2 separate regions of the Mus musculus genome follow, and region 2 is linked to region 1. Evidence: chromatin loops called from intact Hi-C (ENCODE). Cell type or tissue: left cerebral cortex. All regions are shown on one strand. Links, peaks and the distances in the headings refer to the core of each region. The heading gives the core; the rest is flanking DNA. Region 1 holds the start of D930020B18Rik (RIKEN cDNA D930020B18 gene). Region 2 holds the start of BC048403 (cDNA sequence BC048403).

The links. Peaks named below come from ENCODE experiments on the same cell type or tissue, not always from the same donor. Only the 100,000 strongest peaks of a DNase experiment are listed, where the experiment ranks them.
Region 2: it touches region 1 in a loop (4-fold over the local background); 3 of 42 quality-filtered maps call a loop at or near these places.

Annotation. Positions count from the first base shown.
Region 1 is chr10:121,629,210-121,644,361 of GRCm38, reverse strand. D930020B18Rik (RIKEN cDNA D930020B18 gene) reads right to left here and starts at 2,661. Exons shown (of 13, transcript NM_177335.4): 1 at 2,293-2,661. The coding sequence starts at 2,544. In left cerebral cortex, for the core only: CTCF peaks have their summits at 3,571 and 3,770 (motif pointing left); DNase peaks (open chromatin) are centred at 2,648, 3,061, 3,766 and 4,611; H3K4me3 peaks cover 1,091 bases.
Region 2 is chr10:121,726,118-121,742,897 of GRCm38, reverse strand. It overlaps BC048403 (cDNA sequence BC048403), which reads right to left and starts at 2,968. Exons shown (of 3, transcript NM_173022.3): 1 at 2,688-2,968. The coding sequence starts at 2,922. In left cerebral cortex, for the core only: CTCF peaks have their summits at 2,996 and 3,205 (motif pointing left); DNase peaks (open chromatin) are centred at 2,524, 3,016 and 3,202; H3K4me3 peaks cover 1,504 bases; H3K27ac peaks cover 1,094 bases.

The DNA.
Region 1 (15,152 bases), core at 1-8,000:
AGGCAGGCGGATCTCTGAGTTAGAGGCCAGCCTGGTCTACAGCGTGAGTTCCAGGACAGCCAGGGCTATACAGAGAAACTTATCTCAAAAACAAAAACAGCTGAATGGAAAAGTATTGGCTCAGGACCCCCAAGACCAAGTTCTCGGCACAAAAGAGATTTGTCCCAGAGGGACAGAGGGTGGGGATAAGGAACAGAGATAGGTGATGGAGGAAGAGGGGAAAGACCAAAGGGGGGGGGCAGGCAAGGGAAAGGGGAAGGGGTATTTGTCCCAGAGTGGGGCAAAGGACTGCCTCTGGATGGAGGGGAGAGAGGTGTGGCCCAAGGGCAAACGGTGGTTTATAAGATAAAATAGGGAACCCCATGTTAGGATAAGGTATTTCATTTTAATTGAGCATGTTAATTAGGTGAGCCAAAGGGGGCTTTTGATTGCTGGACTTCAATACTTTAATTTAGCTGGACCTTGGTAGTCAGCCTCAGGAGGAGGAATTGGCCAAATAGGGAAGTGACGTTGGGAGTTTAGGAATGTAATCTAATGTTTTGTTGTTGTTGTGGTGGTGGTGGTGGTTGTTTTCGTTTTTGTTTTTTGTTTTGTTTTTTGCCAGGCAGAGGGAATGGGGGAGAAGGGCAAAGCCTGCCAGAGCCATGCTTGCCACACACAGGCTGGCCAGAGTCTCTTCAACAACAAAAAACTCTCCTGAATTCCTGAAAGGCAAATCCGTCCATAAAGCATGAGAAGTTATAGAGCTTCTTTTCACAGAGTTGATTCTGGGTTTCTGGACCCTAAGGAATATTACTGTGCTGCTCGCTTTCTCTCTCTCTCTCTCTCTCTCTCTCTCTCTCTCTCTCTGACACCTTAAAGTAGTATATACAGCTACCAACAGACTGTGTCTGTTGGGGAAGAATAGCAATATCAAAAAATCATCACAGTTTTGTCGAAACAACAAATATTTTCACTAAAGACGCTAAAAATGCTGGGTGCAAAAAAGCTTTCTAGCACATTTGCTCAGACTGCAAGGCCGTACGCTGGTAGAGCACTTATCTAGCACAAGGTTCTGGGATACACATGCACACACTGCAGTTTATTTATATGGCAATTTATTTCTAATTAGTTCAAAAGAGTGGAAATAATGTCAAGGATTTACTTCTTTTACTCAAAGAAAAAAGAAAGGAGAGGAAAGGGAAGGAAAAGAGAGCAGGCCAGCTGGCTCAGCAGCTCAGAGAGCTGCTTGCTTAATGCCAAGCCTCAACACCTGTGTTCAAGTTCCAAGACCCACAAACTGAGAGAACTGACTTACACAAACTCCTCAGACCTCCACATTCTCACCATGACACACACACGCACACACACACTCACAAATATACACGTGCACACAAAATAAAAAGTGTAATAAAAGTTTCAAAGAAACAAAGGTAGCCACAGCCGACATCTGAGTAGAATTTAAAAAGAAAATTATTTAATTGTATTATTTTCTTATAAATGTGTTAAAGCCAAGTTACTGTTCTGTGGGCAAAACAGCTTCATCAACAGCCTTGCCAACTACTCCCATGGGGACACAGACTTAGGCAAGCGAGAGTAAAGGCTAGACACAAGTCCCAGAGGAACTAGGAACACCTGGAAAGCAGCTCAGACAAAGAGACCTGGAGGCAATCAATAAAAGGAGAAACAGGAGAGGAGGCTGTGCCTCCAATCAGCTGCTGCGTCTTAAAGTCAATCTATTCCCAGAGGAGAGGGAAACAGTGGCTACTCTAAAACCCAGGGCAAGACTGTATCTCTTGAGACTCAGTCCTGAGGACACTCCTTCCAGGAAGCTTCCCCACTCCGTTTGAATTAAGTGGCCAGCCTGAAAGACGCACGGATCCTGTGCACATCACGCAAATTATTCGCTCACGCACTTTTTCTGGACCAGTCACGTGTGGACTACACATGAGCGGCAAGAAAGTAAACAAAGCGTGGCGGCGCTGGCTTGCACAGGTGTGGTCTCCCGTTCCTGCAGAAGAGGTGCAGCACGGTACCCGCACGGAGTAGGTGCTTAATGAACAAGAGGCTTGTCACTATAGCGAGACTGGTTGTCAAACCTGTTGCCCAATTTGGGAGCAGAGGGTTTTCAGGAGGAGAACGGGAGAACTTGTTTATTTGAAATTCTACATCAAACCCCAGCTTTTCCACGCAGCTGCTTTCACTGACAAGAGATGAAGTCCGGGGCGGGATGGGGAAGGTGTTCCTCCTTTCTCCAGCGCCAGAGGGGGATGCGAGAGTTTAGGAAGGAGCCTGCCCGCCCGCAATCCTCACCAGGTCAATGGCCACGACGTCCCGCAAAGCCACTACCCGCCGGATGGACTTGGGCGGGTTCTCGGTCAGGTAGATGAGCCGGTCGCTGAGCACCACGTACTTGAACGTGTGCTTCTCGGCGTCCGACACCACGATGCACGGCTCGTAGGCGCGGACCGCGTCGTACACCTCCGGAGGCAGGTGCCGCCGCAAGAACGCGTCCAGACGGCTGTTCGTGCGCCCGGGGAAGCCGGATCGCGCGGGGCTTGCCATGCGACACCCGCGACCAGGCAGAGTATCCTGGGTGGCTGCGACTCCACGACACCCAGTGGAACCCGCGCGCGCCACAAAGCCGCGCGCCTGCCGCCTCTGCCACCAGCGCGTCCCGGTGCCCGGAGCCGGACCTTGCTTCAGGAACCAGCTCCGGAGTCGTGTTCCCCGAGCCCCCTGCCCCGCCCGGTCCCGCCCCTAAACTTCGTCCTCACCTACACAGCGATGGGCGGAGCAAGACTAAAGTGTTGATTGACAAGGAGAAGTACTCAAGGGTCTGGGAAGAAATACGGCCCCTTTTCAGCTACTGAGCCACATGGTCACATTAAAAACTCCACTGATAACGGAGGCCGGTTTGAATCTGATTTCCTGTTAAAGAGAAACTTGAAACCGATGGGATTTTGCGGAGTTGAGAATCCTATAATTACCATAACACTGCCTGCTGTGACTTTCAAGCTTTGTCTTAGAGGCAGGAGTCTCCAAAGACCCTTACAAACTGTTTTGGTAACTCAAGCCATACAAGCCGTGCGTCTGTGTCCCCGATGCCTAGAACGATGCGGAAAATGAATGCCAGGTGGAAGGGCCCTCTGGAAGCCGATGGGTTGAAGGATGTGATTATGTAACCTTAGAGATGCAGAGCAATAAAGGGGTTGCTTCACGTTTGCGAGCTGGCCAGGAATAACGCTGTATGTTAGGTTGGCGTGCTAGGAAGCACAATAGAAACTTGCCCTAGGTGTGCGCTTCCATTTTTATTTCAAACCCCGGAAAACCCATCTTTCTCCCCCTTCCCACTCATAGAAAGACCCGAGGATGGAGCTGGCCCACATTTGTAGGTCCAGGATTCCAGAGACAGGCCTGAGGACAAGCCATAAACTGGAGGTCTACCTTTGTTAATCTAGTGAGTTCTGGGATGCACGGCAAAACCCTGTCTCAAAAGTAAATTCATGGAGATGATACAATGAAACTATATTATTCCTCTATTTGCTAACAGACCTCAATAAAGTCTGATGTTCCTTACGGTGATTTATAGTCTCCCTTTTCATACTTTACTATTATGAGCTGAATATTGTAAACAATTCCAAATTCATCATGGGAGAAGAGCATAGATGTGTCTCAGTATACAACCAGATATGGTGAACAACTCACCACAGCAGGGAAAGAGTAAGTCATTGTTTCTTTTCTTAGCATGTAATTGCTCGGAGTGGGGAGGAAGTGCCACCTGCTGGCAGAATCTCAAATTCTGTGTGGCCTAGCACTCAGTGTCCCCAGAATCTGCTCTGTCTGACTCCTCAGCCGATAGATAAAAATTGACTCTCACCATGGTTACAAGCTTTGCTGGTAAAGGACCTTTGCCACTTTAAGCCAATAGAAAGGCAAGGACCCTCAACTCTGCCTGATAGTTACCCTCACAGCAGCTCAGTGACAAATAACAGTAACTGTGACATCAGAGGTAGAAAGTGACTTCAGACCACTCACTGTTCTGTCTCTGGGTTTCTGGTTTTATACCCACTTCCTGGGACCAAGACAAACAGAACGCCCGGAGCATTCCAGAAATGGTGTTGCACTTGCTGTGGGTGCTTAAACACCCATTGAAAAACAATTAGCTTTTGGTGACCAAGACACCAACTTTAATAAACCTTAGGATGAAGCACAAGACAGAGGTACTAATGACCTCATCTAGGCTTGGCGACTCACAGAGAAGACAGTGTCATGGTTTCCAGGTTCTCCATGTTCCACTCTGTTGCCAGGGAAACAGCAAAGGTCAGATGGCAAGGATGAGATTAACCAACTGCAAAGGAAAAAATTGCTGAATTTGGAGCCAGGGGCTGGGGAGGGGGGTGTATTGGATTAGTACTAATACCACTGTTCACTATCTGTGAGAGTTTTAGGGAAAAAAAAAATATATATATATCACTTAGCCTTCCTGAGCCTAAGGCTCATCATATATAGAATGCAACTTCTAACACGTGCCTGGCCTACCAAAGAGAGCAGAAGTGAGGGCTAGAGAGTACCCAGCCTGCCAAAGAGCAGGAGTGAGGGCCAGAAAGTAGTAATGACACTGAAGTGTTTTTGTTCCCCAGTTTTTTCAAATCCCTCCAGAGTAGCTAACCCATATACACCCGAGATTAGTATTCGCTCCTTGTCATCTGAGCCTGTCCAAACTCTAGAAACTTTTAGCACAATAGATTCTGAGTGATCAAGCATTCGATAACCATTTCCACCAAGAGAATGGAGGGTTCCTTGCGGGGCGCTAAGCTCAAAAGGCACGACATCGACGTCCATCAGAACGGAGCGGTATGTCTTGAGTCCAGGGTTAGTGTAGACTGAATTAATTTGAATTAACTTGAAAGAATAGGATTTATGAGCATAATGTTAAAGCAGGCAAACCGGGTTCACACTGTAGTCCTCCAACCCGGTTGTAAATGACCTTGAACATCTCAGGGTCAAGGCCTAGGTGAAATTTGATGCTAGGTAACTGTCACCTGGCTAGCCTGCCATTTTAAGAAAACTTTCTCATGCCCAGGTTGATTCCATATTCTGTTATGTTCTGTGCCCTTGGGAACCAATCACGATAGAAGCCAGTAGAACTGCTTTTGTATCCACAGTAAGACTGGACCACAATCAACCACTCAACAGTACTTCCTGCACCTGCGTATAAGCTTTTATATGGTATTTGCTTTTACAAGTTGTCCCTGGGATGGACCCCAAACAAGAGAGACTCCTGCACCAATATAAGAAACTTTGTAATAAGACTTCCATTTTGAGTAATGATCAAGTAAATATTAAATTCTTAAGACCTCCCTGGGAACTGACACCCTACTTGGCAGAAAGAGACATGGGTAGCTGACATCCTGGTTGGTAAGCTAATGTTAGACAAGTACCATCCTTGTATAGATACGTTAAGACATGAATATTAGACAAGTCGAGTCCCTTGCCACAGTTGAACACCCCAACCAATGGGATCAGGGTAAGTGTACAACAACCACAGGCTCCTAAGGAAAGGAAATCCCCCTATTCCTAAACCCTGATTGGTGGAATGACTTAGCATAGATGTTTGTAGATCGCAGGCTTTAAAAGCCCTGTAGGATGTTAACTCGTCACAGTTCAGTTCCCAAATCTGAACTGTGGCCCTGATAGATGAGTCCTGGGGCATTTGCTCAATAAACTATCCCTGTCCTGCTGAGATTGGTGTTTGTATGTTTTGTGAGGTGATTCATGGACCCCCCCCACACACACACACACTCAACACCTCAGTTTCCCTGTCTGTGAATGAGAGCAAAGGCTCCAATACCAAAGTGCCATCGTGACCAGCAATGCTTGACATTTAGAGAGAGAGTCAAGGCTGTGTAAAAGAGTTTGACAGCATGAGCAAGACTCTGGATTTGATTCAAAAGAAGTAACAAGGTCAAGAAATGAAGGAGCAGGCATAATGGCATGTGCCCGTAATCATCCACTGCCTATATTGGTAGGCAGAGGCAGGAGGATTGCTACAAACTCAAGACCAGCCTGGCCTACAGAAAAGAGTTCTCAAGAAAACACAGCAAGCAAACAAACAAACAAACAAAGACAAAAGATCAGGTGCCATCCAGGTGTGGTGCCCCATGCCTTTAATCTTAACACTCAAGAGACAGTGGCAGGCAGATTTCTGTGAGTTCAAGACTGGCCTGGTCTACATACTATGTACTGAGTTCTAGGAAAGCCAGGGTTACACAGAGAGACCCTGTCTCTAAAATGCACACATACACACACACACACACACACACACACACACACAGAGAGAGAGAGAGAGAGAGAGAGACAGAGACAGAGACAGAGACAGACAGACAGACAGACAGACAGACAGAGAGAAAGAAAAGCACGTGCCTAACAGTAAATACTATTTGAAACAAGTGCTAGGGCAATGGCTCAGCAGTAAAGAGCACTTGTCACAAAATCATGAAGACCAGAGTTCAGAGACCAACATCAACACACAGCAGGATTCCCACAAATTCCTGTAGCTCCCCATTCCAAGGGATCTGACATCTTCCTCTGGTCTGAGCAGCACATACAGACCCAGGCTCAGGCACCATGCACAGGCATGGCACGAAATCTTAAGTAGAGTAACTTCCACAGGCACGTGACACTGTCCTGTCAGTATCCCCTTCCTTACAAAGTATCAAGTTGAAGTTACTCCTGGAGTACTGTGCCGCTGACCCTTTTGGTCCCTTGTCTGTATGGAAAGGGTCTCTGGTCACAGGTGGGCAAGGAGTCAGTGGGAATTGACAGACTTGACTCGAGGGAGTCTGGATCTGAATGTAATTTGTCAAATCGAGCATCAAACTTTTTATACAGAAGAAAATAGGGAAGTTGGGTGACACACCGGCAAGGTACAAAGAGGTTACTGGATTCTTACACAAAACAGAGGAATGCAAACTTGGAAGGACTGGCAGGAACCAACTGGGATAAAATTTAGTGTTAACAACTGGGATAAAAACAGCTCCACCTAAGGTCCACTTAATCTTAGAAGCCAGGGGCCAGGGCTCCGTGCCCTTGTCATAGTTCCTACACTAATCTATTGTATAGTCCACCTTCTCCCTAGGCCATTGTAAATACTTGTGTATGGGTGTAACTCAGCTATCTATAGTTCTAAGTATCTACTCTGGTTCCTCTTTAGGTCACAAACTTCCTTCTTCCTAGATAATGGTAAATTCCTGTGTAGGGCAGTGACTTAGCTATCCATGCCTAGAGTCGATCAAGGACTGCCTAGAATCTAACTTAGCTATATGTCAAAATATCAATCCTTAGGAGCACTTGTAATAAAGCAATATTAAGGGAAAGCACATAGATCCGTTTACCAACTAAAGCAAGGACATTGGAGCATTCGTTATACAGGATGTCACGATTCCAGGAGACTAAGTTTCCATGAACTTTTCGCCTCGGGACAGCACCCAGGTTTTTGGGGTCTGTCGCGCTTGTCACTACTGGAGTGGATGTAGCAGTACTGAGCTAAGCTTTCTGGGCTTCAGACCAAAGCTCAGAGACTAATACAGAGACACTGCACACAATAAAGAACAGTATTTTAAACTCGTTTGTTTGAGCCTGTTTATTTTTGTTGCCGGGATTCCCACCTCACATAGGACAACCAGGGGCTGTTCCTCTAAGCTACATCATCTGCCAGAACAGCATTTTGTTTTTATTTTCATGTCAAGAAGTAAAAGCGGGTCTAGGCATCTCTAAGCTGCTTTATTTTGCTTTATTTTTCTTATTAGTTTTCGATAGGTCTCATTTACTCACATTTAAATTAAGACAGACGGTGCACATGGACATTCGAAATCTGTGGTAGGTGAGTCAAATCTAAACTTCACAAGGTGACACTGGAGAGATGACGAGTACTCAGTAACTCACAACTGTAACTCCAGCTCCAGGGGAATCCAGTGTGCTCTTCAGACCTGCGTGGGCACTGTACATGAATGGTGTCCTTACATACATGCAGGCAAAACATGTATACACATAACATTTTAAAAATAATAAACAAAAGTGGGACTGCTTTAAGAAGCTCTTAATTATTCCATTTAGTACTAATGAATACTGTTCATTTAAATATCTATAATAGTTAGCAATCAGATAACACACAGAAGTCTACAAAATCTAAGGAAATATGCAAATGCTACCAATTAAAAACAACATTTTTCTGGATATATGCAAAGCAAGGGACCTTGGAACTCTCAACCTTGGAACCTTTCCATCGAATCCCTCCTTCCCTCAGGACTCAGGGAACCCCGCAGAAGCAGAGGCAGAAAGACTGTAAGAGCCAGAGAGGATGAAGAACACCACAGAAACAAGGCCTTCTGGACACAGCAGGACTGATGTGCATATGAACTCACAGACAGATGCAGCATGCCTAGGGCCTGCATGGGTCTGCACCAGATGGGCTCCTAGAGCTAAAAGGAGATGTGGACACACGCCTCCATCTCTAACCTAGAAGTTATCTCCACCATAAATAACTACTTGCAAAGTTTTCTCCACGGGAGTCTCACTGGGGGAACAAATACCCTTAATGGTAGGTCCATGCCCAACAGGATGCCAACAGAAAACAAACCCAACAGCATCTTCAGAAGTTCCTTGTCTCATAATGTTGAGTCAGAGAGTTTTTTAACCTTACAGGTTTTTTGTATATACATTATGGCATCCTTTTTTTTTTTTTTTTTTTTTTTGGCATTTCTATGGGATTCCTATGTGTGCAAATGTGTTCGTCTCTGAATTCATGTGTTTCTGATGCTTTTTCTTTGGCTTTTTTTGTGCTACTTGGATTTTTTTTTTCATTTTTGCATTACTCATTGTGTCTTTTTTCACTGATACACCTTAACAGGCCAGCCCAGAGGGCTGTTTTCTAAGACGACAGACAGAAAGGGAGGGGATCTGGATAGGAGGAGAGGGGAGGTGGACAAGAACCTGGAGGGGTGGGGGCAACATAATCAGAATATACTTTGTGGGGGAAAAATTCATTTTCAATAGAAGGTAAAAAGACACAAATGGATTAAAAACAGAAACAAATAAAAACCCTTCTCTGGGGCCGAGGAGGAGCTGGCTTAGAGTGTAGAGTTCTTCCGTGCTAACATAAGGACCTGAGTCTGAACGTCCAAGAGCACACTAAAAAGTCGGTGCTGGGCTAGAAGGCAACTCAGTGGCTAAGAGCACCTGCCTTGCTGCAGTTCTGGAGGGTTGGAATTCAGTTGCCACCACCCGCAGCTCTCAGACATCTGAACCTTCCAGGGGATCTAAAACTCAAAGGACCCGAAGCCTCTGAGAGCAGCCGACACACAGATATACAAGAGGCAAAGAGCCATACACATAAAATAATAGAATGGAATCTTTTTAAAAGCTACACATGAGTGAACCATGCCTGTAACACCAACATTTAGGAGGAGAAGAAAGTGGATCAAGAGGGCTGGGTGGATAGCCAGTTCAGAGAGACCTTGTCTTGAGACAATAACTATGATGGAGAATGAGGGAGGTGACACCTGACACCCCCTCACCCCCACATTTGGGCACACAGAGGTGTGCACCCCACGTCCTCACACATGAGCCGCATACACATAAAACACACCCAGATTTCTTTTCACGGAGTAATCCGTATATCCTTTATTATTCCCTTCCCAGACTTCCAAGATAAATTAGAATATGTAATAAAAAGGGAGGAGCTGAAAAGAGGCTCAGCAGTTTAGAGCACTTATTCTTGCAGAGGACTTGGGTTCAACTTGCAGCATCCACATGGTAACTGTTTTAGTTAGGGTTTTCTATTGCTGTGAAGAGATACCATGGCCAAGGCAACTCTTATGAAGGACAATATTTAATTGGGGCTGGCTTACAGGTTGAGAGGTTTAGTCTATTATCATCAAGAAGGGAGCATGGCAGCTTCCAGGCAGGCATGGCCCAGGAGGAGCTGAGAGTTCTGCATCCTGATCTGACTACAGCCAAGAGAAAACTGACTCTTCCCCACTGGGTGGAACTTCAAAGCCCAGGCCCACAGAGACACACTTCCTCCAACAAGGCCACACCCACTCCAACAAGGCCGTACCCCCTAACAGTAGAACTCCCTATGGGCCAAGAATTTTCAAACTACTATAGTAACTCACCAACATTCTAAGTCCAGTTCCATTTTTGACATCCATGAGCACCAGGGGCTTACATGATATACCTATTCTTGCACATAAAATTAAATAAATGTTTAAAACTTAAAAAAAAAAAGTGTAATGAAAAGTGTAAGACTGCATGCCTGCTCTAATTTCCAACCCTTTCTTTCCCAAGGGTCTGGAACTCCTAATCTTTTTAAACACCCACTCCCACAGTGCTGGGGCTGCAGGAAACACGGCACAGGGCTGGAGAGATGGCTCAGCAGTTAAAATCACTGACTGCTCTTCCTAAGGTCTTGAGTTCAAATCCCAGCAACCACATGGTGGCTCACAACCATTTGTAATGAGATCTGACACCCTCTTCTGGTGTGTCTGAAGACAGCCACAGTGTACTTAAATATAATAATAAATAATTCTTTAAAAAAAAAGAAACATGGCACAATGCATACCTTAGTTATTAGTTATAGCTTTATATCATAGTTTAGTTACAGCTTTATGTCATGGTGGGATCAAACCTAACTAAGGTTTGGTGCATGCTAGACAAAAATTCTAAAGTCGGGCATGGTGGCGCAAGCCTTTAATCCCAGCACTCGGGAGGCAGAGGCAGGCGGATTTCTGAGTTCGAGGCCAGCCTGGTCTACAAAGTGAGTTCCAGGACAGCCAGGGCTACACAGAGAAATCCTGTCTCAGAAAACCAAAAGAAAAAAAAAAAAATAGAATTCTACCCACTCACCACATCCTCCCAACTTCTTTTCTTTTTAAAGATTTATTTATTTATTTTATGTATATGAGTACACTGTAGCTTATACAGATGGTTGTGAGCCATCATGTGGTTGCTGGGAATTGAACTCAAGACCTGTGGTCGCTAACTTCAGACACACCAGAAGAGGGGATCAGATCTCATTATGGATGGTTGTGAGCCACCATGTGGCTGCTGGGGTTTGAACTCAGGACTTTCGGAAGAGCAGTCAGTCCTCGTAGCAGCTGAGCCATCTCTCCAGCCCTTCTCTCAGCTTCTTTTCCAGCCAAGGAGCCTACAGTGAATGATCTTCTCACCACAGCATTAAAGCTTAACGAGTGTTGCTAGGAAGCACACTGGCGGAGAATGTCACACAGAATTCAGTGGATAGAAGCATCAGACTATGTTATTTTTAGTTCAGTTCGATATATTTTTGCAAATGTTTATTGAAAAGGTATTATACAAAAACAGAATCTGAATACTACTTTCAGTCCTTAAGAACTAGCTACTGGGCTGGAGAGATGGCTCAGCAGTTAAGAGCACCCACTGCTCTTCCAAAGGTCCTGAGTTCAAATCCCAGCAACCACATGGTGGCTCACAACCATCTGTAATGGGATCTGACGCCCTCTTCTTTTTTTTTTCTTTTTTAATATTTTTCATTAGGTATTTTCCTCATTTACATTTCCAATGCTATCCCAAAAGTCCTCCATACCCTCCCCCCACACTCCCCTACCCCCCCACTCCCACTTTTTGGCCCTGGCGTTCCCCTGTACTGGGGCATATAAAGTTTGCAAGTCCAATGGGCCTCTCTTTCCAGTGATGGCTGACTAGGCCATCTTTTGATACATATGCAGCTAGAGAAAAGAGCTCCAGGGTACTGGTTAGTTCATATTGTTATTCCACCTATAGGGTTGCAATTCCCTTTAGCTCCTTGGGTACTTTCTCTAGCTCCTCCATTGGGGGCCCTGTGATCCATCCAATAGCTGACTGTGAGCATCCACTTCTGTATTTGCTAGCAGCCTTATTTATAATAGCCAGAAGCTGGAAAGAACCCAGATGCCCCTCAACAGAGGAATGGATACAAAAAATGTGGTACATTTACACAATGAAGTACTACTCAGCTATTAAAAAGAATGAATTTATGAAATTCCTAGGCAAATGGTTGGGCCTGGAGGGCATCATCCTGAGGGAGGTAACCCAATCACAAAAGAACTCAAATGATATGTTCTCACTGATAAGTGGATATTAGCCCAGAAACTTAGAATACCCAAGATATAAGATACAATTTGCAAAACACATGAAACTCAAGAAGAATGAAGACCAAAGTGTGGACACTTTGCCCCTTCTTAGAATTGGGAACAAAATACCCATGGAAGGAGTTACAGAGACAAAGTTTGGAGCTGAGACAAAAGGATGGACCATCTAGAGACTGCCATATCCAGGGATCCATCCCATAATCAGCCTCCAAATACTGACACCTTTGCATACACTAGCAAGATTTTGCTGAAAGGACCCTGATATAGCTGTCTCTTGTGAGACTATGCCGGGGCCTGATGCCCTCTTCTAGTGTGTCTGAAGACAGCTGCAGTGTACTCGTCATATATGCATATATACATATACATATACATATACATATACATATACATATACATATACATATATATATATATATATATATATGAAGCATGCACCTGCTACTTGACATCTATGAACTCCAGACTCTTCAGCTATAAAACGGTATAGGGCTAGAGAGATACCCTTGTGTATCTACTGCTCTTCCGGAGGAATCTTGTCAGGTGGCTCCCAATTGCCCGAGACTCCAGCGCCAAGAGATCCCACACTTTCTTTTGGCCTCCTTGAGCACCTGCGTATACATGGCATACAATACAGACATACAAATAAAAACAAAATAAATTAAAAAAATAAAACTGAGGTTAATAACAGTATCTATTTCCACACAGTGGATATGAGGACTAATGTATAAATGCTTAGAACTATGTCTACTGTGTAACACACACTCAAACCTGTTGACAAGATGTGACCTCACCACTATATGCCTTCTGCTAAAAGGACAAGTGTTGATTGCCATTTTGTAATCTTACCTTACCATCTGAGATGAGAAAGTGTGTATCCCTTCATGTGCAGGGCAGCCAGTATATAAGATGTTAATATCCCTCTCGGGTCTTCTCTAGTTCGAGACCAAACAACACGTCTGTAGTGGCTATTCCTGGTTGTCAACTTGACTATATCTGGAATGAACTACAATCCAGAATTGGAAGGCTCACCAGTGACCCTAATCTGGAGACTGGGAGATACAAGTTTCTGACCTGGGTCTTGGCATGGAGATCTTGAAGCATAGTGGCTATGAATTCCAAAAGATTAAGACAGGGAGATCTCTGAGTTCAAGGTCATCTGGGACAAAGTAAGTCCCAGATCGAGGCATGGTGGCACACACCTTTATTCTGGGCCACACCTTCTGCTGGAGACCTACATGAGGACATTGGAAGAAGGAAGGTTCACTCTCTCTTCTTTACTTGCTTGCCTTGTGGGACTGAGCAACTGCTAGATCATTGGACTTCCATTCACAGCTGCTGCTGACCATTGTTGGGAGTTGGACTACAGACTGTAAGGCATCAACAAATCCCCTTACTATATAGAGACCACCCATAAGTTCTGTGACTCTAGAGAACCCTGACTAATACAACTTCCTTATTTGCTCTGAAAGAATGAGTTTACAAAACTGGAAGAGAATTTTTGTTTGTTTGTTTGTTTTAAGACAGGGTTTCTCTGTATAGCCCTGACTGTTCTGGAACTCACTCTGTAGACCAGGCTGGCCTTGAACTCAGAAATCCACCTGCCTCTGCTTCCCAAGTGATGGGATTAAAGGCATGTACCACCCCTGCCAGCTCCTGGAAGAGAATTCTTAAATCCCATTTGAACTGTAGAAAAGGGCCAATGTTATTAAATAAATGAACTGTAGACAAGCTGTGGGTGCGAGCTGTAGAACACCTAATGAAATCCTCACAAATGAAAAAGACACATAAATGTTGCCGTAATAAATCTTAAGGAAGAGGAAGTGAAATATGCTGAACATATACATTGCAGAGCCTCTTAAACCAGTCTCACAGCTGAAATGAAAATTCATGCAAAAACTCATTCGAACTGGAGAAAGGGGCCAGCCTGTGTTAGACTCATGTGTGTGCGTGCCTCTGTGTGTGTGTGTAAGCAGGAAAGTACAAGTGTGTGTCATGTGTGTGGATGCATTCAGAGGTTAGAGGTTTTCATCCTTTGGAGCTGAAGTCACAAGTGGTTGCAAGCCACCTAATATGGATGCTGGGAATTGGTGAGGTCTGGAAGTCACCACACAAACCACTGAGACACCCATCTCAGTCAAACTGAGCTGGTTTATTGAATACACACCCCAAAACTGATCAATCGGGGGTGCAATCTAGATCCAGAAGCTAAACTGTGACCTACAGAGCTTTGAAGCCTGAAATTCACAAATGTCTGTGCCCAGTTACTCCACCAATCAGGATTTAGGGACAGGAGATTTCCTTGAGAACACGTCTTTGTTGTACACTTATCCTGTCCTCATTGGTTGGGTCATTCGACAGTGGTGGGGTGCGACTTGACTTGCCTAGCATCATGTGCCAACTTGCCAATCAGGATTTCATGTTTCTTTCTGCCAAGTAGGATGTCAATTCCCAGGGAGGTGTTGGGTCCAGGCCTATTGTGGCTATCTATACAACGCCGTTCTAACTGTCCTCTATTGTGATTGCTTTCCAAGAATGCCAACGCATAGAACATAAGAGAATTTGGGTTAACAGCTAACTCAGGCACAAAGAAGTAACGGAGTAACAGCACATGAGAAAGTTTCCTTGTAACATTAGTAACAGCTTAAAATGATTGGCTATACAAGGCAACAGTTACCCAGGCCTTAACAGGAATCAGACTCAGGTCCTTTGGAAGAGTAACTCTCCAGTCTTGCAGCCTGACATTTCTAACAACTAAATGTGTTACACAAGGTTAAAGGCTATGCAGGAAATGCTTCATCTTTAACATGGTCAGATGTTGTACAGGACTGTCCTCTTGGGCAAATAACGGCCATCTTGGGGAGTTCAACTGTGCCCACTTGGCTTGCTAAGGATCACACAGGGTAAAGCCAGGAGATTCTCCTTGGAGTTTGCAGCCAACCCTTGCCACCTATTATACATACCTTGTCCAAGCTGGCCTAGGGGAGGGGCTAATGTATGTAGGTG
Region 2 (16,780 bases), core at 1-8,000, 99 kb before region 1:
AAGTCACCTCCGAGCGTGCCAAGGTTTATCAATCAGGGTGTGAAGAAGTGCTCCTGTAATGAATGAAGGGTGGGCACTTATGACAGTCTCAGATGTCCCTGCTACCCACTCAGCACATTGGAACCACTGTCTTTTCCCAAACTAGTGTTTGCCCTCAAAGCACGGAGAAGGTGCCAAGATAAAAGTCACACCCAGTTTTTCAGGAAAAAAGCCAGGACATTGATAGAGGGTTCTTGTCAGGTCTGTCCTTGGTTTAAAAGCCCATGCTTGCATATTTAATCAGGACCAGCTGCTAGAGCTTCAGACAGAGGTCAAAGACTTTTGTTTTTCTTTTGAGACAAGGTCTCACTTTGTAACCCAGGCTGACCTTTAACCCCCATCCACCTGCTCCTGTGCGCAGCACCACTACAACAGTGCAGACTCACTTGACATGTGCTGAGCCGGTAGATGTTAATTAAGTGTTCTGACCACAGAGAGTGAGGGGGTGGAGGCCATGGACTCCCTTGCTCATGGTGTTCTTTTCATAACGCACAGTAAAACATCAACTTGGATATGCCAAGTACATACAATTTTTATTTGTCCATTATACTTTCAAAAAATTGTAAAGACTTCTCAGACCACGTTCCCTTTTGTTTTGTCTTTTGAGACAGGGTCTCACCATGCAACCCCAGCTGGCTTGGAACTTGCTCTATGGCCTCAAACTCACACCTGCCTCTAGCTCCTGAGTGGGCAGACTGAGGACAAGGACCACCATGCCCAAGCAAGGCTTCAAAAGATGTTAAAAATATGTATAATTGTTTCATTTTTGCTTCACAAAGAAACTTGTATGGATTCCAAAATACATGGTTACTGCTTTAAATCATAATTTTTCCCATTCTCTGATAATCATAATATCATGCATGCACCACTATTCAAAGACAAAACTTATACTGACTATTTACCTGAGCATTTAAGTTACAAAGGACTTAAGCATGTCATTTTTAGAACACTTACTCAGAAGGGAGGTCAGCCCTGGAGCCCCCAGTCATGTTTCACGGTATGACCTGAGAGATAGGCTCCCCTACAAGACAGCTGAGGTTCAAGCAGAACTCAGCACTTTATACAATAAGGACCACTTCACAGAAGCCAAGCCAGAGACAGGAAAGGACGTGTACAGGTTCGTAGACGTGGTGGCCAGTTCTTTTTACACAAAATCCTGGTGCATACAATTCAAACTTAGTGCAGACTTAGTTAGTTAGTTAGTTACTGGGATCCACATATGGACTTTAGGAAACCCAGTTGCTCTTTCTCATTCTATATATCTGGTACATACATACATACATACATATGGGGAGGATAATCCTATGGATGGGCTCAAACAACAATAAAGTTAAGAATCATGGTACCTGGGTCAATCATTGTTTTTATAGGGAGGAAGCCTAAAACATCTCAAACTGCCAGAATATTATCCACCTTCGATATTACTGCTAGAATGTATCATATATATGATATATATCAAATGCATACATGAATAGTCATCATATAAATAATATTTGTACATGCTTTGAATAAAGGATATATATACATATATATGTATATATATATATATACACACACACACACACACACACACACACACTCAATCTGGTTATTCAAGGCAGGTGTGTTCAGGTTTGAGACCCACCACCTCCCATAAAATGCATACCCAACTCACTACACTGTAGAAAACAGGACAGTAACCCTGTAATAGCAATTGCACCTTTGGGCCCATTAGAGAAAAACAGAGTAAAATCTCTGGCCACTTTTTACCAATAACTAAGTAACAATCATTTGAAAAGCTACAGGCCTTATCATCTCAGAAAGTCCTTTGCCCAGAGTGTTTACCAAACGTTCAGTATTCAGCGAGCTACCTGGCAATAGAAGGGGATCAACTCTATATGTAACGTACACTCTCACTCTCTTTGATGCCAGAGATGTGTATCCTTCACTCACGAAAGGCCCTCCAACTTGTAATAACTAAAGGGTCAAGAAGAAACCTAAGTATTACAACTGCCTATTCCAATTTTTTGGTAGTCAGCTATCATTTGTCATTATTATTAAAGGTAATACTTTGAATGCACAGCCCTTGGCTTTTATGAAGCCGACTGTTTCTTGTAGTGGTAGTCCTGCATCTTATTTTGAGGGTTAAAATTTACATGAGGACTAGCAGTGTTCACTATCCTGTCCCTTAACGCTTCTCCAGTTAAGGTTTTGCATAATTCCTGCCCTTCCTGGCCAGGATCTGAAGAGGGGACAGGACGCCCCTCTGTATAAGAGGCCAGACAAAATAGCATTTATTAACACACCTAGCTTCCATCGCCTGCTTTTGCTCCTCAGACCGCAGTGAGGTCTAACTAGTGAGTTAGAACGGGGACACAGAACTTGGTTAACTTGTCATTTATGAAACCAGTCCATGCACGGTGCAAAACCGTAAACCCACGGGGTTTGGAGCATGCCCAGGGAAGAGCATCCTCCCAGTCCACCTAGGCAGCGATGGCACAGGCCGGTGGGCGGAGCTTGCGGCACACTAGGGAAGAAGGGGCACCGGTGGGAGGAGACCTGGGCAGAGTGGAGCCTGCCGCTGGGAGTGACGAGGCACCCAAGCCAAGCAGACCAGGCAGCGCACCCCCTTTCCTTCCTCCTCAGGGGCAGGGGCGGGGCGGAGGTACCTAGTTTCTGCCCCAGGTAGGTGAGGCTGTGATAGACCTTCTCAGCCGCGGCCAGGTGCGCCAAGGCCGCCAGCAGCGACAGCCAGCTGCCCCCCGCGCTCTTGTTGGCCTCTCGTTCCTTCTCCACATTGTCCTTGGCCTTGTCGTAAGAGAAGATACCCAGGTGAGAGAAGAACGTCTCCAGCACCGCCTGTTCCACCGGCACCGGGGCGGCTAGCGGGATAGACTCCCCCATGCGACCTGCGCGCCAGCTCCACCCACGTGGCTCCGCTCGCACTTCCGGGTTCTGAGGGGGACGCGCGTGCGCAGCTGCGTGCGTGCGCGTGCCCGCGGCGGGGCGGGCGAGCCGGCTGGCGGCGGGATGCTCCCGGGGCTCGCAGAGGGCGTGGCGGAGGTGAAAGGTGGAGGTGGCTACCAAGCCTAGGAACCTGAGCTTCCAGAGCCAGAGACCTGCAGCGGAGCCACCTCCAGCCCCGGGACGTCTCCTGCCCTCCGGAGGCCCCTGGAGGCCAGCGCCTTAGCGCGGATGACGTCACACGGGCTTGACGTCAGCTCTTGCGTGTCCATCAGAGCCAGAAGCCTTATCAGCCCTTACACCACCAAGGTTGTCAGATGGAAGCCAGACAGGAGTTCATAGCTAGTCGCCTAGTTTTCAAACCGACACACGCCATCAGTTAACATACCTGGCTAAGTCAGATCTGCATGAGTCGGTCAGCTTCCAGAGCTACAACTCTCTTCAGAGTTGCCCATCCATCTCCAACTCCATGAAGCTTCCTTGCGGGGGTTCTCAGAGTCAGGAATGACTTCCCATGAAATCGGTGCATTTTGTCATGCAGTTTCTTCACACGTTCATACGACATTTAAGAACACTAAACCATCTCAGCTCACAAGTGTGCTTTGAAATATTTCACGTATAAATTGTACGAATTAGAGAGTTTCACTGGGACATTTCCACGCATGAATATATCATGCTTTGACCATGTCCATCTCTCCTTCTCTCTCTTACACTCCTCTCTTCATCTTCCTTTGGCTTTCTTCCCAGTCCCTAAAAGTCCTTCTTCTCACATAATGCAAACCTAGGAAAAATAGTCACAGGGTATGCCAGACAAAGGGCTAATGTTTTAAGTTTTAATGGGCCAAGATCTCTTTCTAACCAGTAAAAACGAGAGGTTATGGACCTGTTGAGATGACTGTGTAGGGGCACTCGCTGCCCTGCCTGAGGCTCTGAGTCAGATGCTAGAAACCTACATGAGGAGTGCTGAGTCCTGCACGTTATCCCCTGACTTCCACATGAGCACGCAGGTATACTCACACAAAAACACGTGTTTGAAAGGCTATGTACATACTAGTCTCAAGAGAAATATGAAATGCAATTTTTATACCCAATTGAACCATTCAAAAGAATGCAGGCTAACTACTATACTCCTTATGAAGTGAAACTTCTTTCTGCTGAAGGGTCTGTGTAGAGAGAGTTGGTCTTGAATAGTCCGAGGCCTCTGCCTACTGTGTGTCAATGATACCCAGACCCAAAATAAGTTTCAAATATTGTTATGTGGGCTGGAGAGATGGCTCAGCAGTTAAGAGCACTGACTGTTCTTCTGGAGGTCCTGAGTTCAAATCCCGGCAACCACATGGTGGCTCACAACCATCTGTAATGAGATCAGACGCCCTCTTCTGGTGTGTGTGAAGACAGCTACAGTGTACTTACATATAATAAATAAATAAATCTTTGGGCCAGAGTGAGTGGGGCTGGAACAAGCAGGAATGTGTGTGTGTGTGTGTGTGTGTGTGTGTGTGTGTGTGTGTGTGTGTTGTAGGGGCATGTGTTCACATGAGTGTGTGCCTGTGTGTTTGAGTGCACATACTCAGTATGTGCTTTCATGTAGAGACCGGATATTATTGTTTCAGGTGTCTTTCTTAATTTTCCCCTCCCTTTTTCTTTAACACGGGTCACTCGTTGAGCCTAGAGCCCACAGATTGTTTAGGTTAGCTAGCCTATGAGCTCGAGGGATCCAACAGTCTTGACCCACCCACAGCCCAGGTTACAAACATTTGTCTCAAGCCCAGCTTTTATGGAGGATCTGATTTTAGGTCCTTGCACAGCAGTCACTTATGGACCGACCCACCTCCCAACCCTGCCCCCACAGCCCCCAAACAAAATTTCAAGGGCTGCTATATATAGTGTGAAGGTACTCTTATTATGCACTGCAGTCATGACTATAACTTGGCTTGACATGTCTAGATTACAGATAGCAGGGCCTGTTAGTATTGCAGGTGTACACTGACTACAGTATTGACTGTAGACACCACCGAGTCCATTAGATCAGAGGAGCAGAGCATCACTCGTCTATTGAGTGAAAGTTTCTACCCTTTATCCACATGACCATTTCTCCCAACCTCCGACCACTTGCAAGTCCCATTCTACTGTTTCTTAAAGTCCATCTGTTTTAGATTCTACATGTAACCAAGACGATGCAGTACTTATCTTCCTATTTCTGGCTTATTTTACACAGCGTGTCCTCTTCAGGTTCATCAATGGGACCACACAAATGGCCAGGTTTCCTTTTAATGACTAATATCCCATTGTGTGGCTACACCACATTTTCTTTCTCTGTTCATCTGTGACTGCGCATTTACATTGTTTCTTCATCTTGGCTATGGGGAATAAAGCTACAGAGAGCAGCATTGTTTCTTCATCTTGGCTATGGGGAATAAAGCTACAGTGAGCAGCATTTACATTGTTTCTTCATCTTGGTGAATATTGCTACAGTGAGCCCAGGGCAGTGGGTATCAGACAGAGTTGCCGATTTCCCTTGGATGTGTGCCCACAAGTGGGATGGCTGGATTGTATGGAAGTTCAATCGCTAATGTTTTAGGAAACTCCATACAATTTTCTATCATGGCTATAGCAGTGTATATTTCCTCCAGTGGGACTGGGCTTCCCTTCTCTCAATACTCATTATTTTTTATAATAACCATTCTGACACATGAAATAATATTTCATATTTTTATCTTGTATATATAAGTGTTTTTATATATAACTTATTTTTATGACTGTTTGCTTATATGTATGCCTGAGTACCATGTCCATGCCTCATATCCAAAACCTGAAAGGGACATTTGATTCTCCAGAACTGGGCTTACAGATTGCCTTAGTTAGGGTTTTACTACTGTGAAGAGGCACCATGACCAAGTCTACAACCATAGTGACATACCTACTCCATCAGGGCCACAACAGTGACACTCCCTGGGACAAGCATATACAAACTAACAGAGATGGTTGTGAGACAAACAAGCCTGGGACCTCTGTAAGAGAAGCAAGTGCCCCTAGCCACTGAGCCACCTCTCCAGCCCACCTTTCGTGGCTGTGATTTGCCTTTGCCCAGTCAATGTTAAGTACATTAAATGTGCTTGTCTGTCTGTCTCCTTTGGAAGAGTGTCTAGTGAGTTCTCTCCCTGACCCTCAACCTCTCTCTCTCTCTCTCTCTCTCTCTCTCTCTCTCTGACACAGACTCTTTCTTTGTAACTCAGGCTACAGTTTCAGGGGTGGCTCCCTGAAATTCTCCCGTTTGTTCAGACATCTAGGTCATCACACTCAGATCCTCTGCCCATTTTTACATCAGATTGCTCTTTGGTGTTCATTGCACGACTGTTTATATAGTTCGGCTATTAAGTTCTTGTCAGATCAGATGCAGGGCTTGCACATATTTTCCCAGGGTGACTTTTTTGTTTTGCTGATCATTTCCTTGGCTGTGCAGAAGCTTTTGGATTCTCCAAAACCCGTTTCCTTATTCTGCCATTGTAGCCCATGTTTTTGATGTCTTCACTGAAACAAAGTCATTGGTTTTGTCAGTGACTGACTGTCATTGAGTCATGCCAAAGCCCTATGTCAGGGACCTTCTCCTCTGTTTTCTGCAGGGAGTTTCACAACTTTCAGTTTCACAAGTATGTCTTTAATACATTTCAAGTTAATTTTTAATATGATGTTAGAAAAGGCTATGGTTTATGTTTGGATATTTAGCTTTCAAACAAAGCCATTTCTTGAAGAAACCATTGATACCCTTCCCTGCGTGTTTATGTTTTTCTTTTGCTTTGTTGTTAGCATTTCTTCCAAGCTCCACACCACAGTTACCTGGCAACAGCCAGGTGTACCTGACTCACTATAAAAGAGGCTACTAAGCCAGGTGTGGTGGGGCACGCCTTTAATCCCAGCACTTGGGAGGCAGAGGCAGGTGGATTTCTGAGTTCGAGGCCAGCCTGGTCTACAAAGTGAGTTCCAGGACAGCCAGGGCTATACAGAGAAACCCTGTCTCGAAGAACCAATAATAATAATAAAATAATAATAATAATAGTAATAGTAATAACTAAGGCTGCTTGCTCCCTTACTCCCTCTCACTCTCTCTCTGTCCCTTCTCTCCCCATTCCCCTCCCCCTCTCTCCATGTGCTCATGACTGGCCTCTCCTCTCTCTCTCTCTCTCTCTCTCTCTCTCCCTCTCTCTCTCTCTCTGTCTCTCCTCCTTCAACTACCCTCTCCATGCCCTAAATACTATTCTACACTGTACCTGTCCATCGTGTAGCTGATCCCTCAGGGAAAGGGATATCTTAGCATGGGCCCACAGAGCCCCCCCTTCTCACACACACACACCACCACCACCAAACATAACCCTGACTTCCTTTTCTTTTTTATGAAACACAATAGTTTTGGTTTTGTTTGTTTGTTTGTTTGGGTTGGGTTGGGTTTTGAGACAGGGTTTCTCTGTGTAGCCCTGGCTGTTCTGGAACTCACTCTGCAGACCAGGCTGGGCTCGAACTCAAAGATCCACCTGCCTCTGCCTCCTGAGTGCTGAGATTAAAGGTGTGAGCTGCCACCACCTGGCATGTTTGTGTTCTTATGGAAGACGGACAGACTCAGGCATTAGTGGAGAGCTTACTACTATTCTTTCCAGTGGGTGACGGCAGTCAGTGCCGAGATTCACAACTGGTGAGCAGGATGAGTGTCTGAGGAGTGCCGAGGCAAAAGTGGACATCTGTATCCCATTCCTTCCCACCAATGCAGACAAGGGGGCAGAAAGAGCCAGAGAACAGGGAGGGTTGCTGCAAAACTGTCCTCTGAACATGGTGTGACTGTCCTACCCATGAACTCACAGCAGCTCTGGTCATCTGCCTGAGACCCTCACTAGATCAAGCCAGTCCACATTCTAACATGGACAGAGAGAGGCTCACGTGAAACTCCCGGCAGTCAGTCACTGCTGGGAAAGGGAAAGTCCGTTTTCCTCAGCGACGTGACCTATGATACATTTCTTATGCTCCAGCGGATGGGCCTACACTGTGCCTGGGGGGTGGGGGTGGGGGTTATAAAAATAAATAAGTAAAAAAGACAGGAAGTTAGGAGGCATTGTGTAGGGCAGATTCCAGGAGGAGTTGGAAGGAGGAATAGGCACTGGTACCATCTAAATACACTATAAACATGTGTGAAATTACCAAAGGGTGGATTGTTAAGATTAACAACCAGGTATTCAGAGGATGTTTCTGGGCTCTTAGCTATGTTCTCTTGGTCTGTGTGTGCTTTCCTGGCAGTTCCGTGCAAACAGCAGGCTATGTTCGTATAGCACTGTAACAAAGGTTGAAATAAAAATATGGCCCCATCTTTGTTCTTTTAAAATCATATTTATTTGTTTATTTATGAGTGTGTCTGCCATGGACCGGGCTCAGTCAGCCCACCTCAATCCCTGAGAATCAGAGTCTCGGACAGATGGGCATAGAGTGGGTGAGAATGGGGTGACAAAAAGACGCGAACACAGGAGAGTGTGAATGTAATTTGTCAAATCGAGCATCAAATGTTTTATACAGAAGAAAATAGGGAAGTTAAGTGACGCATTGGCAAGGTACAATGAGGTTACCGGATGCTTAATGACTCTAATACTAAACAGAGGAATGCAAACATAAAGACTGGCAGGAACTGAGCAATAAAACAACTGAGACAAAGTCAGCCCTATCTAAGGTCAGCTATAGTCTTAGAAGCCAGGTGTGAGGTCTTTACACTCCTAGGGCAAGGGCTTTCATGCCCAAGTCATGGTTCTAATTAGGGAGTTCTGCTCCAGCTAACCTTCTCATGAATAATGCAATACTCTAAAACCACAGCCCGGTCTACTTCCTAAACCATTGTAAATTCCTGTATATGGGAGTGACTTGGCTGTTATTCTAAGTGATTTTGTGGGGGACTTTCTACTATTAAGTAATGTAGTCTGCCATACATAACTATAATAAGAATTCTAAACTTACTTTGCTAAGCTTGCCCTGAGATTTCTAACTCTATGTAGTAGATAGTAATGCCTGATTTCTTTCACTATCTCTCTTACAATACTAAAGGCAATTCTGAATGTCACTGAATAGGCAACATTCTTACTGAATTCCAAGCCCAGGGTCAGCTCAAGGACTGCCTAGGGCATTGATGAAGGCCAGGAAGCAAAGTTCGATTTTGCTTAGGTATTTGTCAAGTCATTGCTTGGAGGCACCTATAATAAAACAATAATAAAAGAGAGTATACAGATCCATTCGCAAGGACAAAATTGGAGCATACGTGCTATGGGATGCCACAGCCTGTCAAGCAAGTCACTACTGGAGTGGATGTAGCATGTGCACACACACACACACACACACATACACGCTCATTATTCTTTGAGTGTATCACAGGCAGAAGCAGTGAATGTCCTCACACCCTTGGCCTGCCTCTTCATCCCAGCCTGAGAGCTGACCCTGAGTTGTCCAATCAGAGTGATCCCACGCTGAAGACAACGCTGTCTCCCTCTTCCTCAGCCCATGTTATTCATTTTGTAGGCCATAGATCAAATCACTTCCCTGTCTTGCTTTTGTGTTAGGTGATTGGCTGTGTTTAGCTTACCATAGTCCTCATCTCTTCCTGTGGAGAACCCCAGTATGTATAGGGATAGCCCCCCAAAAATATATACACCGTGGACTGAATCTATGTTCTTTACATATGGGGTTGGCAATTCTCCTTGTTTTGTGAGAAAGTTATAAGAAAATATGTAGACTTAATGACATGACAAGCTAATGACATATTGAACATGAAAATTGTAAGGCAAGATTGCATGTTATTATTGATTGCACGTTTGGCCTATAAACCAAATACCCTAGTGGCAGAAATGAATGTTAAATATCTAGTGTTGCATATAAAACAACCCCCCAGGTATCTACTGCTTTGAATTAAATAACCCCCAAAGACAATACAAATTATTTAGTGTCTCTCAAATTTTTAATGAACCTGGGAAGTTAAAAATGGCTCCGTTGGGCAACTGTGACTCAGCCTTGCACATCCTCTAGTCAGGCGTCCACGAGAGCACAAGTCAGCTGAGAACCTACTGGAGACACAGACTCTCCTTCCAAGGTGACTCTGTGACATGCTGGTGAGTTAGCAGACTGCTGCCACACAGGCCTCTCCACAGGCTGCTTGAATCCCTTCACAGCTTGGCAGCTGGCTCACGCGGAGCTAGTGATTAATACAGTAGACAAGGCATGAGCCGCGATGCTTTCTATCGCTTGTGCTTGGAGTTCATCTCTCTTTCACATTTAGGGCCAGCCTTCATTTAATTTGAGCAGGAGAACATGAATGCTAGGAAGCAAGCGTCATTGGGGTCACCCTGGAGACTGGATAGCACAAATGACAGTATTGTTAATGTAGAGAAATTACCAATCACCCTGAACATGCCATGAGACAAAGAAGCCTTTAATGGTCCTTGCCGTTGCTGTTTTATTACTAAAAAATATTGCTGTTGCATTTCAACCAAAATCTCCCCTATTCGGTCCAAAAGAACAATTCTGCTCGAATCTGCTGACTTGCTATTTATTGTTCCTTAGGGGATTTTGAGAAGTCCCAGAGTGATAGTAAGTACGATGACATAACCACTTTAGATGGAGCAAATCATATTGGCTGAAAGGGGACATTAAAACTGAGGGTGGTCAAAATTCCAGCACAGATGAGGAAATCCCGCCCCAGGTTCCATACCCATCAGATGAAGGGACACTCTTTCTCCTCTCAGAGTGTGGCTGCTGGCTGCTCGTGTCCCAGTGAATGGCCACACACCCATGCATGTATGGGCACCATTAATTGGGAATTACAGTTAAAAAAAAAAGATATGATGGCTGGCACATACAGAGGTGGATGCTCGAAGACAACCATTGGGCTGAGCATGGGGTCCCCAATGGAGGAGCTAGAGAACGGACTGAAGGAGCTGAAGGGGTTTGCAACCCCATAGGAGGAACAACATCAACCAACAAGACCCGCCCCAGAGCTCCTAGGGACTAAGCCACCAACCAAAGAGTACACATGGAGGGACCCATGGCTCCAGCCACATATGTAGCAGAGGATGGCCCTGTCGGGCATCAATGGGAGGAGAGACCCTTGGTCCTGTTGAGGCTCAATTCCCCAGTGTAAGGGAATGCCAGGGCAGGGAGGTGGGAGTGTGTGGGTGGGAGAGGGAGTACCCTCATAGAAGCAGGGGGAGGGGGGATGGGATAGGGGTTTTGTGGAGGTGGGGGGAACCAGGAAAGGGGATAGCATTTGAAATGTAAAGAAAATATTCAATTAAAAAAAACAAAAACAAAAAACCACACATGACGTCCGGGAGGGAGATGGAGTTTGAGGAACTTGGGGACGTTGGAGCTAAACAGACGCAGAAGCTTAAAGTGTGGTGTGTAAGTGTACCATCTCTCCAGCCCCTCTTAAAATGCTGTGTATAAGTGTACCATCTCTCCAGCCCCCTTGAGTTTTCAATGAATAAAAATATTCTCAAAAATGGGGTTCGACATTCAGTCTTTGGCTTAAGGAGCATAACCATGATAAATGCACGGTAGCAATTATATATTTAATTACTACTTAGACTTACTTCCCCTTTCTGATCAGTTTATGAAGATAATACTATCAACAGACAGGCTGTGGTTGGGGTACCAAGTGCTTCGTGCTTCACTACCTCTCCCACAAGCCAAGGTGGGTGAGCTCAGGGACATGGAAGCACTGAACATGTAAGTACCTTGGCCAAAGTGCAGAAATCAAGGCTGAGGACTGAGATCTGCTCCTTCAGCTAGCTGTGTTGGCCCACAGCCGAAACCCAGCACTCAATAGAGACAGGATGCTGGCTCTGAGCTAGCCCTCACATACAGCCTCCACCCCAGCAGTAAGAGACTCGGTCCCATCATTCGGACATTTTGAAATTGTTTGTGCCACTACCTGTTGGTCCTGATACGGTTTCTCAAACCCACCAGGCTACGTGACCAAAGGCACACTACCTCAATAAATGGTGCCTGGCTACTTGACTAAAAGCCCATGTTCTTCTCCTAGCCAATCAGAGACAACCACCTGTGATGGTCTGTATATACTTGGGCTAGGGAGTGGCACTACAGGAGGTGTGGCCTTGTTGGAATACGTATGACCTGGTTGGAATGGGTGTGTCACTGTGGGTGTGGGCATAAGATCCTCACCCTAGTTGCCTGGAAATCAGTCTTCTACTAGCAGCCTTCGGGTGAAGATGTAGAACTCTCAGCTCCTCCTGCACCATGCCTGCCTGGATGCTTCCATGCACCCACCTTGATGATAATGGGCTGAACCTCTGAATCTGTAAGCCAGCTGCAGTTAAATATTGTCCTTTATAAGACTTGCCTTGGTCATGGTATCTGTTCACAGCAGTAAAGCCCTAACTAAGACACCACCTTAACCCTCTCCAGGGGAGGGACACCCCCTTTCTTTCTTTTCTGGCTAGAACCTTAAAATGGCCATTACCATCTCTACCCCCATTCAGAGGTAGCCCCCTTGACCCTCCAGATAATAAACTCTCCTTTGTGCTGAGAATCTGCTGTCCGGGTGTGTTCTGTTGTACTATATCAGGGACACTTCAATACCTCTCTTGCTATATTGGGAGTGCGATTGAGAAAGATTTTTGTCAAGAAACCTTCCTTAGCTTCTGATGAGGGACCACACTCTTGATGTCCAGCAATCTCCTCTACTGTCTTTTGGGATTATTTACTAAAATCACTACCCAATTGGCAATGAATCCCGTAGCTCTTTGGCACCTAACTTCCAACTGAATTCCTTTTACTTTTATATGTAAATAAATTAGCATCTGTTTAACAACACATACACACTCTTTTTATGTTTAATTAGCTCTTCCAATTTTGTTTTCCTACACATCTAATTATAATGAGCTTTGGGAGTCAAGACTGGGGAATTATAAAGTCATGGGTCTGTGGAGCTAACCCAAATTCAAGAAAGGCAGACTTGTTTTTTTCTGTTCTCTACCTATTGCTGAATACTGCTTTTAAGCTGCATTGACCCAGGTAAGTAGCCAGTTACATCCGGTGGCTGCTTTATTATAAACACATGAGATGACAAACTGTCTTAGTTGGGATGACTGCTGTTGGGATGAAACACCATGACGAGATGGGAAAGAGAGGGATTATGTGGTTCATGCTTCCACATCACGCTTCCACATCTTAGTCATTCATTGAAGGAGGTCAGGGCAGGAACTCAAGCAGGGCTGGAACCTGGAGGCAGGAGCTGATCCACAGGCCTTGGACAGTACTGTTTACCAGCTTCCTCCACATGGCTTCTTTTAGAATCCAGGACCACCAGCCTAGGGATAGCACCACCCACAGTGGGCTGAGCCTTCCCCTATCAATCACTAATTAAGAAAATGCCCTATAGGCTTGCATACAGCGCAATCTTGAGATATTTTTAAACTGAGATTCTCTCCTCTCGGATGACTTTAGCTTGTGTCATCTTAACATTGTGTCAACTAACAAACTGTCTAGCGCAAAACTAATGGAAATTGAAATACCCCTCCCCCATGTTTGTATCTGCCACATCTCAGACATTCATTACTATCCATGGGCAGTGGCTGCTATACTGGACACACAGCATGGATACAGACAGCTGCTATCACAAAGTGTCCTGTTGGACAGTACTGGAGAGAAACCTTAAATTACCTATGGGCATTCCTCTAAACTGTGCTCTCTGAAGCCCCAGGAACCTCTGTGTTCTAAGGTTTGCTTGGAGACTCTCTCAGTTCTCCAAAGTTTTCTGGACTTGATCAGGTAGTCACAGAGATCAGGTCTCTGGAGTGTTAGCATTTACATTGTTACCACAGACAGGATCCATGACAGAACAACAGTGGTTCTCAGCCTGGGGGTTGCAGCACCTTTAGCAAACCTCTGTCTCCAAAATTATTTGCATTTTAATTCATAACCCCCATAGCAAAATTACTGTAATGAAGTAGCAACAAAAATAATTTGATGATGGGGTGTCACCACTTGTCATGGTTTGAATATGCTTGGCCAGGCAAGGTGTAGCCTTGTTGGAGTAGGTGTGTCGCTGTGAGCATGGATTTAAGACCATCCCATCATCCTATCTGCCTGGAAGCCAGTAGTATTCTGCTAGCAGTCTTCAGATGAAGATGTAGAACTCTCAGCTCCTCCTGCACCATGCCTGCCTAGATGCTGCCATGCTCCCACCTTGACAATAATGGACTGAACCTCTGAACCTGTAAGTCAGCCCCAATTAAATGTTGTCCTTAAGAGTTATCTTGGTCATGGTGCCTGTTCACAGCAGTAAAACCCTAAGACAGCATTTTTCTTTATAACTTTTTAAAGGTTCTTTGAGTTTCATACCAGGCACCCCAGTCTCCAGGGAGCTGCTACCTCTGCAGCAATTAGATGTGCAGGCAGAAGGAGCAGCCACTAGAATGTTGGGTTCAAGGGCATACCCCCCAGCAGTGATCCAAGGATAAATGAGTCAGCTTCTGTCCTCCAATGGCCATTCAGTGCCCACAGAGTTTGTTCCTAGAAGCTGCGGTACTCCTACGGTGAAGTCCGATGTATCCAACAGCACACAATTGTTTGGCAGTAGAAACAAAACAGATGGCGCCAACCTGGGATCCACCTTCCAAGTGCATCTAACCTCAGAAGCAGGACTCAACCTGAAGATGGACGACATGTGGTGTGTGCACAGCCTAAGCGAGCACACGGAAGCTTAGAACTGGTGCGGACAACCAGGGTTGTAGCTTTATGCTTCTCTATCTGTGACTAGCCCTCCTTCCTTCTGAGAATTATCCCCACATACCCCCTTTCCTGTTGGGCACAGGATGTGGGAAAATAAAGGTGTGTGTGTGTGTGGGGGGGGGTGATCCACATCCTGCCAGAGCTCAGTGACACTGGGTGGGCGCACGCTGGAGTTGAAATGTGCGTGTTCTCCACACTGATAGGTGTGTGTCTGGCTGTGGAAAGCCACGGGACCCCAGTTCACGGGGGGTGGGGGCAGTCCGAGGTCCCTGGGCCTCATGGAGACCAGGGACGACAGGTTCTAGCTCTTGGGCATCTCAGGACGTCACTGGACATCTCAGAAGAGCTGAGAACAGATAGGGGCACAGGGGCGGCAGTGGCCCTGAGCAGAAGGGCAAAAGCGGGCGGGGGGAGGCACTGGTTGCTTCCCACATGGCCAAGAGTCCTTGGTCCGGTCTGGAAGCTGGAAATGCTGGGAGGTCTTCCTGCTGGAGATTAGACGGGGCTCTTTAAGGGATGGCCTATCCCGTCGCTCCAGCATGGTGAGTCTTGATGAAAGGAGACAGTCCATGGTTTTAGAGCTTTATTGTAAAAAACAGAGAGAGAGAGAAGGTAGAAAAATAGAGGCCAGCCATGGCCACATGAAGAGAGAGGAGAGGTGAGAGTAAGATAACAAGAACTTGAGAGAGGAGAGAGGAAAGAGGGGGGAGGGGCCAAGCAGCCCCTTTTATAGTGGGCTGGACTACCTTGCTGTTGCCAGGTAACTGTAGGGAGGAGCATACCTGGCTGTATCCAGGTAACTGTGGGGGTGGAGTCCAGCCAGAATACCAGGAGCTTCGGGCATTGCCCTATGTGACTGATGGCCACAGGATTATGGAGTTGAGGGTTCATGGTGTCAGGAGCCTAGTGTCTGGGAGTGTCGCTCACGGTTCCATCCCTTGTAGAATTTTCTACTGGGTCTCTGGAGTAAGCCTCGCTCAACCAGAACACAGACTGCCTTTCACCGTCCAGCACTTTCCTGCTTCCAACCTCGACTGGATTGGACGCCTTTTGGTGAGCTTCAGCGGCTCTTGCTCCAGCCCTTCAATACGCCTGCCATCCCTTCTCCTCACAGCCTTGGTTCCTGCTATCCCACTGCTTCCTGAGCTGGGCAAGCTTTGAAGGGAAAAGCTCGCGTGGTTGTATAGGGAAATGGTAATTGTTCAGAATGGTGAACAGTTCTGATTTTACAGTCTCCCTCTGCTGACTAGTTCTGTGCCTACTGGACACAAGCTGGAGTCAGAGGAGGGAGCTTCAATTGAGAAAAAGCCTCAGTGAGATCCAGCTAACTAATTTTCTCAATTAGAGATCTGTGGCGGAGGGACCAGCCCACTGTGGGTGGTGCCAGGCCTGGGTGGGTGGTCCTAGGTTCTAAAAGGAAGCAGACAGAGAAAGTTGTGAGGAGCGAGCCAGTAAGCAGCACCCCTCCATGTCTAATGCATCAACTCCTACCTCCAGGTTCCTGTCCCGCTCAAGTTTCTGTCCTGACTCCTCCCCAACAGAGGCTAACAGCTCCTCTCCTGACTGCTTCGTCTCTTCATCCTAGACATTCTGAATGAGGTGAGAAGACATCCCAAAGTTAAAATTCCCCTAAGCTGGAGAGATGGCTCAGTGGTTAAGAGCACTGACGGCTCTTCCAGAGGCCCTGAGTTCAGTTCAATTCCCAGCAACCACATGGTGGCTCACAACCATCTGTAATGAGATCTGACGCCCTCTTCTGGTGTGTCTGAAGACTGCTACAGTGTACTTCTATATAATAAATAAATAAATCTTGAAAAAAATGTACTTTAGAAAAATAAGAAAGATATATATGAAAAAAACATGAATTTAAAAAGACATTGTCAAAAAATATATTTAAAAAATTTACATTTCCCTAGTGGCTAAAGATGCTGACCACTTTTTAAAATATTTAATGAGTATTCCCCACACATATACCCCCTGTGACACCTGCCTATGTGGTTGATCGGCCCTTTTGTTGGTTGAATGG